2 separate regions of the Homo sapiens genome follow, and region 1 is linked to region 2. Evidence: chromatin contacts called from ENCODE Hi-C or POLR2A ChIA-PET data. All regions are on one chromosome and are shown on one strand. The core of a region is the stretch at or near the end of the contact, and the rest is flanking DNA. Distances in the headings are between cores, read along the strand shown. Region 1 overlaps ARSB (arylsulfatase B). Region 2 overlaps LHFPL2 (LHFPL tetraspan subfamily member 2).

Region 1 (4,358 bases), core at 1,584-4,083, 280 kb before region 2:
TGAACAGAATGTTCATATGACTTCATTTCTATAATAATGTGATAATACAAATATTTGGGGTCATTTTAATCGTATTAGCATTTATCTTTACCAAATTGATTTGATTGTTGTGTAGCCACTTCTCATCTGTTACATATACACGTTTTACATATCATTCAAACTTGAAATTTCCTTAAACAACTTTCCCAGCCTGGTTTCGGATGATTGCTTGTTGAGACTTTGTCCATGCTCTGTCCTCCCCTCCCCACTGTAAATACTCTTCTTTTGGGCTAGGGGGCTGTGCCCTCCAGGGTATTGTTTTCCTTCCTGTTCAGTGCCCATGCTCTTGCCTGTGTTTCTCCTGTACCTTTCCCAGGACCTAGCAGACAGCCGAGCACCTGCCCACTGCTCTGTAAATACTGACCTGCATCTCAAGTGGGGTAGCCTTTGTGTACTTTCCCATTTCCAAGTTGATTTGCCTGTGAATCCCATATGTGAACACATATGCAGATGTCCCTGATGTGCTCTTTCCTGCTTGGAGGCACATGCAAGGATGTGGCACTTTTTCTAATTGCTTGAACAGTCAAGTGGATCTCTCTTAGGCAGCACTTGGCCAAAAATTCTGAATATTTAATCACTGGTACAGGATTAGTTCAGTTGGCCAAAAAGAAAAAAAAAATGTATGGATGAAATGTGAATACACTGTTAACTTTTTCATCTGCCTTTATAATTAGTGTTTTTTCAATATTAAGTTTCTGCTTTTTATACTGAGTTTTTAGGGAAAAAATATGGGAAGGATTCCATATTCATTGCTTCACACGATCTATAGTTCCTGAGATAACTATATAATTATGAATGTTGATACACCCATAAGAGACTTTGCTTTTTCCTCTCACACATCTGTTTTGCTTTAGGCAAGAGAACTTTCTCATGCCAGAATGGCTGCAGTGGATGTAGGCAATCTGCTTTATGTTGAGCCGCTACAATTCACAGATGCAAATGTTTAAAAGGTTAACATGGTTATTTCTTCATCTGAAACAAACGTCCCTAGTCACTACTTTTGTCCTTTAAAAAAAATTGTATTCTTTTATAAATCCATTGTGTGTAATCCTTATACCCTTGTCTCATAATCCTCATATCAGAGCTGAATTAACTCTTTTGTGGCCTCCTGTGATGAATTTCAGTTGTCCTACTAGTTTCTCTTGCTGGTGTGATTGTGTCCTCTTGATGGAATTTAGGTTCTTAGGGAGAGAATGAGGGAAGCAGCTTCTCTACCCAGAACAGAATCCCACTAACCGAAAGAATGCTGCCCTGCAAAAAAGTTTCTAGTGTATCCATGTGTGATCTCAATTATTTAATCAACAAACATTCCAGAGCATCCATTGTTTCACTGTACTAGGAAATGGGGGCAAGACCAGGATAGTATACGGAGGCTAACCTCAGCAACTGCAGTCCAGTTGGAAAGATGAAACCTAACATGATGATAGGATGGCAGCGGGTTGTGAGTGTCAAACGCATGCTTCTGTACTGCGCTCCTGCTGCCTCCAAAAGCAGGGGGAGCCTTCAGTTCATCACACCTACAGCTCTGGACATTTTTTCATGTTGTTAAATTAATCTAACATTGTAGGATCTGAATTTTCTATAGAAACTTTACCTAACTTTTCTTGTATTGCTAATTTGTTGTATTGAGTAAGCCTTCTGTGTAGAAAACAGTTTAACTATGTTAACAACACTATGTCAAAGATTCAAAGCCTTTGAGAGCTTAGGAGAAATCCAACCCCAGTCATTTTCTGACACAACTGAACACAGTACTCTGTGGTTGAAAGTTCCTGAAACTCCCAAAGCACAGGAAGGCTGACTACAGATCCTAAAGATGTTTAACTCACATAGTCCTTGGTGGCACTTACTGTTTGCAGCTGGAGGGCCTTGTATTTTCTTAAAATGCATCCTAAATAAAAACTCAAAAGCCATTCAATGCTAATTCAAGTTTCATGGTTAAAGGCGCAGCTTTGCTGGCATCTAGAATTAGAACCGTGTGGTGTGTCCCCCAGAAAACGAGCTCTCATGGCAAAAACAGACAAACTCTACCCCCTGCCAAACTAACTGTCAGCAGAAATCTGGTCTGCTTTCTGAAATGGGATGTAGGTTTCCAAATTCTCTAGACAATCTCTTTCCAAAGCAAAGGAGAAACAAATAACTCACAGGCACCAACTGCATTTTCTGTTCAAAGCAAGAAGGGTTTTCACTGTGCTGTTTTTACCTGTCATTTCACAACTCAGTTCTCTCTGGAGCACTTGTACCAAGGGTACAAGAAAGTCATGAGATCAGAGAGCTGGTTTTGGACATGCACTTAATCACTCCCATCCTTATTTCCCCTGCTTCCCTGATGCCCCTGAATAGCAGGCTCTGTCCCCGAAAGAGAAATGAGAGTTAAAGAAATGACCACTTAACCTTTTCCTTTGGTAGGGAGGTTCTAGGAGGCCAGTGAAGCTTGCGGGGGTCGGGAAATTTGAGAAGTGAATGGAGATTAGGAGAACAGAGTTTGCTCCAGATGAGCTTTGGAGCTGTGCCTTTTCTTCTGGAACTCACTACCGGATCAAGGGGTCTAGTGGGGTGCCCACCACACTGGCCACCAGACCAGGCTTGATGGAAAGGGCCCAGAGATGGGTCCTGCTTGTGCAGTCTACAACTGCCAGCATCAGCTGCCCCCTATTCCTCTCTGTGGCCCATGGTCAGCCAGAATCAGAGGGCCAAAGCAATGGGCCTGTAGCTTGAGAAGCATGTCAGCAGGCTGGGGTTCAAGGCCAGGCCTACAGGCCCGCAGTGGAGAGGGCAAGGCTGGCTCCAGGTCCGATGGGCAGGTTGCCAGGACGTGATTTTCAGAGCAGGAAAGTGGAGTGAAGCGTGACTGGCAGTGAGTGTGAGCAGACAGCTGCAGAGTCGTCTCTGCCTAGTGTTAGGCCTGGCCGCAGGCTCTGGCGGCCCTCAGCCTGACCGTAGGATGGGTCTCCCAGCTTCAGCTGAAGGCAAGAAGTGCCGCTGACTTGGGGAGCTGAGCCAGACCTGGCTCCTGCCCTCCTCCCTGAACGTGCTCCAGGATCATCTGTCTGCCTGTTGTTCCTCACTCTTTTTAGCTCTCCACGGGGCTGGCCTTTGTTGTAGACAGAGAAGAGAGGCACTGTGTTATGTGCCGAAAGCTCTGTCACAAGACACCTACACCACCAATGTGCTGCCGTGCTTTTCCTCATGCTGTTCCCGTTGCCCAAGTGACCTTTCCTGCCTTTCTGTGCCTGGTAAAATCTGGCTTGTTCTTTGAGATCCAGTTCAAATGTAAGCTTCCTTGGCAAGTCCTTCCCAGCCGCTCTGACCACCACCTTTCCTGGCAGGATTGCATACTGATTGCAACCCCCTCGGTGCCCGCTCAGCGTGTTCTATGCACCTGTAGCTCTAGCCCATTATGATAGAGTTATTTATTCACATTCTTTGTTAGATGCTGAATCTGTCCAAGACAGGGACCTGGACATCTGTCCATTCATCTCTGTATCCCTCCCAGCACAGTGGCTGAAACACAGTTTGTCATTTATACATGTCTGTTTTGCAAATCCGTTATCTGAGATGAAAGCCTGTAGATTTCATTAACATCTTAGCTCTGACTAGTTGAGAAATCAAAAGTAGGGCACATGGCACAGCTAACACATATTGGCGTCTTGCTGTGTGCTGCCCTAGACACCCCGTGTCCAGCAAAAAGTCACACATCGTTGACCCGAGCAGAGGGAGCCCAGGGGGCCATCCTGTGTCCCTCCAGCATCACTGCAAACAGGGTGGGGGCACCAGTGGAGGCAGGAGCGCTGACCTGTCTTGAAGGCTGAGAGTAAGATGGGTCCCTTGTGGCCTTCAAAAGTATTTGGACTTCTGAAGCTGCCTGTGGCTCCGGAAATTAGGGAAATGCTTTAGTGGGAGTGCTTCTGTGTGCGGGGAGGTGTAAGTGCAACATGAACTGAATCTCACTCCACCCAGTACAGGATGTGCCCGGAGAGCATGCTGAGCTACCCTGTGCCAGCTACGTGCTCTAGAACAGCATCCTCCCAGCCACCCAGGAGGTCATGCAGGCCTCGTCATCAGAAAAGTGGCTTAAAAACCATGTGGAGTCAGACCATTTGAACACTAACTAGAAATGGGAGGCTATTAGGGAATTATTGTGAATGTTCTAGGAAACATTGCTCATCTTTGCACATTAAATTCCTACTAATATAATAGTATCATGATTATGAGGGGTTTATTTTTTTAAGGATCCTTGTCTTTTAGGGATATATGCCAAAATATTTACCGATGAAATATGATGGTTGGAATTTGCTTGGAAATAATATGGGGAGGAGGGG
Region 2 (4,589 bases), core at 838-3,337:
AGAAGAATGGCCCAGATGTGGAAACTGTGAGGTAAAAATCATTTTGGTCATTTAAAATTTTCATGAGGATGTAGGTAGTTTTTCCCTTTGGGGAAGAATAAAACCATTCCCTGAGAGGCCAGAGTTCTTACTGGGCTCTGTGGTCTCTTGGAGAACAAATTAGACAAGGCCATGTTTGGGAGAGAAAAAGGCCAGAACTTGTGTTGGTTCTATGAGTTGTTGAGATTTATCCCAGAGGCAAAGAGTAAGTGACACTCGCCTATTTTCTTGGAGGGCTTTCCTCTGGATGGGTCTTTTTTCTGGGCGCCCGGCCGACTGCTTGCATCTGGACAGTAGGGGCAACAGCCATTTACAGTGCCACGGCCAAGCCCCACTTGGTACGGCATCCTCCCCTCCCCAGCCCCGAAATGAGTTCTGCATCCCATTAGCTGTTTCTGATCCCCCCACTCTCCATGGGATCACGTTCAGCCACTGGGGCCTTTTTGAGACTCTCTTGCATTGGCCTGTTCTTGATATGGGCTCCTGATAAGCGTTAGTTAGCTTTGGTATGGAAGCTGTGACTGGTGGTCTTCATAGAAGAAAGGCCAGGAATACCTCTGCACAGGTGTCCCACACGCCATGTGACTCCCATGTCCCCATGGAGAATGCCTAGGTCCCCGTAGGGCATAAACAGTTATTCTGATGCTCAGAACTCTGAGACTGGGGGGCTCCCACTTGTGATTTTGATACTAACCTATAGATTGTTATGAGTTCGTGTCAGAGTCCGGCACCTGTTGTCATGTGAAATGTTGAGGTCAGGTCTGGGAGGAGCCACAGCCTGCCCTTCCCCAAGGTGTTCCCCCTGCCGTAAGGAAGCTACAGCCATGCGGCAGTGTCGGGGCTAGATAGGAGCTCCAGAGGCGCCCCCAGCCACAGGCTTGGTGGGGAGTGGGTCTCAGCCTCACCCACCTACTGCAGCATCAGCATTGGGGTGGGAGCTGAGCTAGCAGGTGGAGCAGGCTTGGGAGGAGACAGCGCTGGGGGCTGACGGTGAGGGAGGGGCCTTCTCTCTCCTGGCCCCTTTAGTGTCCCCTGGCTGCTCTGGCTTTGTGTGGCTCTGGTGGGAGAGGGGGTCCTAGGTCGTCTTTGCTCTCCTTTATTCCTCCCCTCACACTAGCCATCGTGGACAATCCCCTCTTCCCTTTGGGAGGCACTGAGAGATGAGGCAGGCAGCAGGGGGTGAGATGGGAAGGGAGGCAGCTCCAGATCTGGGGAATCTGAGGGGGGTCTGTCTGTCAGTGTCTGTGTCTGTCCTCCCTGATTTGCTCAGGGAGGAGGTGGGTGGAAGGCCAGGACCCTGCCTACGTGGGCGCTCAGCGTAGTGCCAGTTCAGGACTGTCCGTGCAGCCCCTCGGCAAATGGCCTGCTCTGGCGACACCACTCCTTGATGTCTGACCCTGTGGCGTGGCTTGGGGTTCAGATGAAGCCTCATTTCCTCTTGTGGGATTCAGAGGAAGAAAATGTAATGGAACCAGTTCTAGAACACTAGAAAATGGGCTTTCTCTCCTCCTAAGAAGTCGTTGGGTTTTTTCCGTACATTCCAACAAACTTGTTCAGCTTATGACAAAATGCCATTAAAGCTTTTAAGTTTTTGCCGTCAACTTACAGTAGAGGGCAAAAAATAATATTCTAAGATCTGCAAAGCTGAAGTTGAGGCGGCCGTGTGACTTTGGCAGTGTTTCTCCCCAGGCCTTGCCCCTGCCTCTACCCGCTCCCACACATGTTGGCAGGTCCGGGGAGTTTTGCCAGGACGGCAAGGTGGCTGGAAGTGGAGGAGCTTGCTGTGATTTCATGGCACCATTTGCTGTTGATGGGGCCTCCTGACAAAACACTGCCTGTTTGGGCTGAGAAGGCCCTGGGCCTTCGGTGACGGACTGGAAGCCAAAGCTAAAGCCATTGCTTCCCTCAAGGACCTGGAGCCGCTTCAGTGACATGGGAAGGAGGGAAGATGGGCCCTACGTCTGGAGTTCCACTGTTCTGTTCCTATTTTGCTTTGAGTCAGGAAAAGAAAACCCAGCAGTCACAAGGCACCAGAGTGAGTCAGCGCTGGGGAGGGCGGTGGAGGCCGCGGAATGGGGGAGTCATAGACACGGGTGCTGTGAGGGTCCTGCAGCCGCTCCCTTGCTCACAGCCCTGTCCTTTGTGGGGGAGCCTGCTACGGCCCTGGAAGAGCAGTGCAGCCTGCTCGAGGACACACGGCTGGAGGCAGAGCAGCTCCCTGGACTCCCGGCCATTTCTCCCTCTCGGCGTCATGGTGATTCCCAGGAGGCCTGTGCTTCCTGTCCTCTCTGTGGAGCACACTGCGGGGCCCAGGCCCAGGGGCCGCCTCTCCTGTTCTCTCGACCTACGGCTCCTGAGAGCCCCCTCTGCTGTCCCTCCAGGAGGGACTCCAGGGGACTGTACAGCCAGGTCTCTGGACCCCTGAGAGCCTCCGACATGTACCCTCCTGGGGCAGTGGGTCCAGCCTTGTTGTTGTCATATCCCTCCTCTCCCTGCCCCAGCATCGGTGATTGGATGTGTCTCCTTGCTGGGCCTTCCTGTGGAGCCCTGCTCTCCTGAGTGGTCCGGGAAGGTCGCACGAAGCTCCTCCCTGGAGCATTTGGCATCTCTGCTGGGCTGCAGGAGGGCTCAGGCCTCCACTCCTCTGTTGTACTAATAGCATCTCTGGCATCTTTTTTCTTTCTTAGAGCAATGGTTTAAAACCCGAGGCAGGGCCTGTAGATTTGGAGGGGAGTGGTGGACCTCAGGTTTAAAAAATTCAATAAAACAGCTTCAGTTCTGGGAATGAAAAGCAACAATTTCAGGTGTTGATAAATGCTTGGCAGAGTTCTTTTTCTCTTTTCAGAGCTGATCCTGCAGATGAGGTTTTGGCACATGGCTTATGACTTAGCCCCTACAAGCAGGCAGAAATGTAAATGATGCTTGCTTTTCTTCTGCTTAAAAGGGTGCTCTGACCAGATTATAAACCTTTAGTTCAAGCACTGACATTGTTCTAGCCATAGAGGGCGTTTTTCCCTCTGTCTTTCATTCAAGGTGATAGAAGAGCTGTGCTTATACTTACCTTTTCCATAGCATCCTACACCGCCCATCCCCTACTCTCACAGCGTGAACAGGACTTTTACAAACTAATACTTGTTTATTACCATTTCTTCTCATATGCATTTGTCATAAGTCTTCTAAGGAATTTCACCAGGCAGCACTTTGTTCATATGGTTGGCATTACTCTCATACCTAATAGATAGAACAGAGCTTCATTTCTTTAAAAACATCTTACGGTGAAGGCTCAATGTTCAGTGCTCCTCAGCCTCTATCTTCATATAGTGATGTTTCTCTTTTATTGGGAGCAGTATCAGGAATGGGGGAGATATCTTCTGGAATCTTGGTTTGTGAAAAGCTGACGGCACTGACCTGGACCTAAGGAATTAGTTTTCACCCCCGTAGAGCAGTAAATCCTTAGCATCCTGAGGAGGCAGAGGGTTTGGTCTACTCGGCCACATCGGTAAGGCTGTGAGTGGACTCAGAGAGGGAGAGGAGAGAGGACAAGAGATGGTCCCTGAAGTCAGTGGCCACCGCCCAGTCTGCAGCACGACAGGGTTGTTGGCACCACGGGCCTCACTCGGTGTGTCCCTTTGTCCACGTGCAGCAGGCCCACGTGCTGTCAGCCTGGCTCACCATTGGGGAAAACATTTCTAATCCCTGCCCCTCCCTGATTTTTGCCTCTGACATTACTTGAAAGGCAAGTGAAATGATCATGGTAATAGTAAACTGACCCTAGAATTGTCAGGGTGAAAAGGCTGGTGTTTTGGTTAATAAGATGGAAAAAGTGGCATCTCGGTGGCATTTCTCTAGAACAGCCCCATTTAAATGACGGTGATGGTTTTATTATTCAGTTTTTTAAAAAAGGATTCATAGTATCTCAGTGAAGAACTGCATGTATCAGTTATTAACTGAAACCTAATGATGGTGCTTTAAACAAATTAAAAGTTTTGTTGTTTCCAGGTAACAGAAGAGATCCCGAAGCAGGTGGACTACGGTGTTAGCTTCATGATGTCATCAGGGCCCCAGGCTCTTTCTGTCTTTCTGCTTCATCATCAATAGCACAGGACTTTCATTCCCTAAGTCCCCCATGGCTGTAGGATGACCACAGGAGGCTTTATGGCCACATCTCTTAGCAGGAGAAAAGCCAAGGTCAAAGCTGAGTCAGGGTTAGGTGCAATGGCTCATGTCTGTAGTCCCAGGACTTTAGGAGGCCAAGGCAGGTGGATCGCTTGAGCCCAGGAGTTCGAGATGAGCTTGGGCAACATGGCAAAACCCCATCTCTACTAAAAATACAAAAATTAGGCTGGGCGCAGTGGCTCACACCTGTAATCCCAGCACTTTGGGAGGCTGAGCCGGGTGGATCATTTGAGGTCAGGAATCCGAGACCAGCCTGGCCAACATGGTGAAACCCCATTTCTACTAAAAATACAAAATTAGCTGGGTGTGGTGGCACGTGCCTGTAATTCCAGTTACTCAGGAGGCTGAGGCAGGAGAATCACTTGAACCTGAGA

The links. Hi-C counts contacts between places; a loop is a spot of excess contacts on that map. ChIA-PET counts read pairs that join two places held with the same protein, here RNA polymerase II (POLR2A). Pooled maps may share reads with other maps.
Region 1: a map of heart right ventricle shows a loop between it and region 2 (2.1-fold over the local background). The contact joins two enhancer-like sites. A Hi-C loop is called at or near these places in 7 of 168 maps with a recorded cell type or tissue (GM23248, IMR-90, Right ventricle myocardium inferior and 4 more) and 10 of 50 pooled maps. POLR2A ChIA-PET finds 5 or more read pairs at or near these places in 1 of 52 experiments (OCI-LY7).

What each region holds. Positions count from the first base shown.
Region 1 is chr5:78,808,234-78,812,591 of GRCh38, reverse strand. All of the region lies in intron 6 of ARSB (arylsulfatase B), which reads left to right. Among named protein-coding and RNA genes, the nearest start is that of LHFPL2, 160 kb to the right of the region's middle. RefSeq lists an enhancer at 2,408-2,908. Within about 2 kb of position 2,833, at least 3 of the 41 ENCODE cell types and tissues checked have a DNase peak (open chromatin) inside an H3K27ac peak, as active enhancers do; they include heart right ventricle, where a contact is called at or near this core.
Region 2 is chr5:78,532,014-78,536,602 of GRCh38, reverse strand. All of the region lies in intron 3 of LHFPL2 (LHFPL tetraspan subfamily member 2), which reads left to right. Among named protein-coding and RNA genes, the nearest start is that of LHFPL2, 110 kb to the left of the region's middle. RefSeq lists an enhancer at 3,144-3,643. Within about 2 kb of position 2,087, at least 17 of the 41 ENCODE cell types and tissues checked have a DNase peak (open chromatin) inside an H3K27ac peak, as active enhancers do; they include heart right ventricle, where a contact is called at or near this core.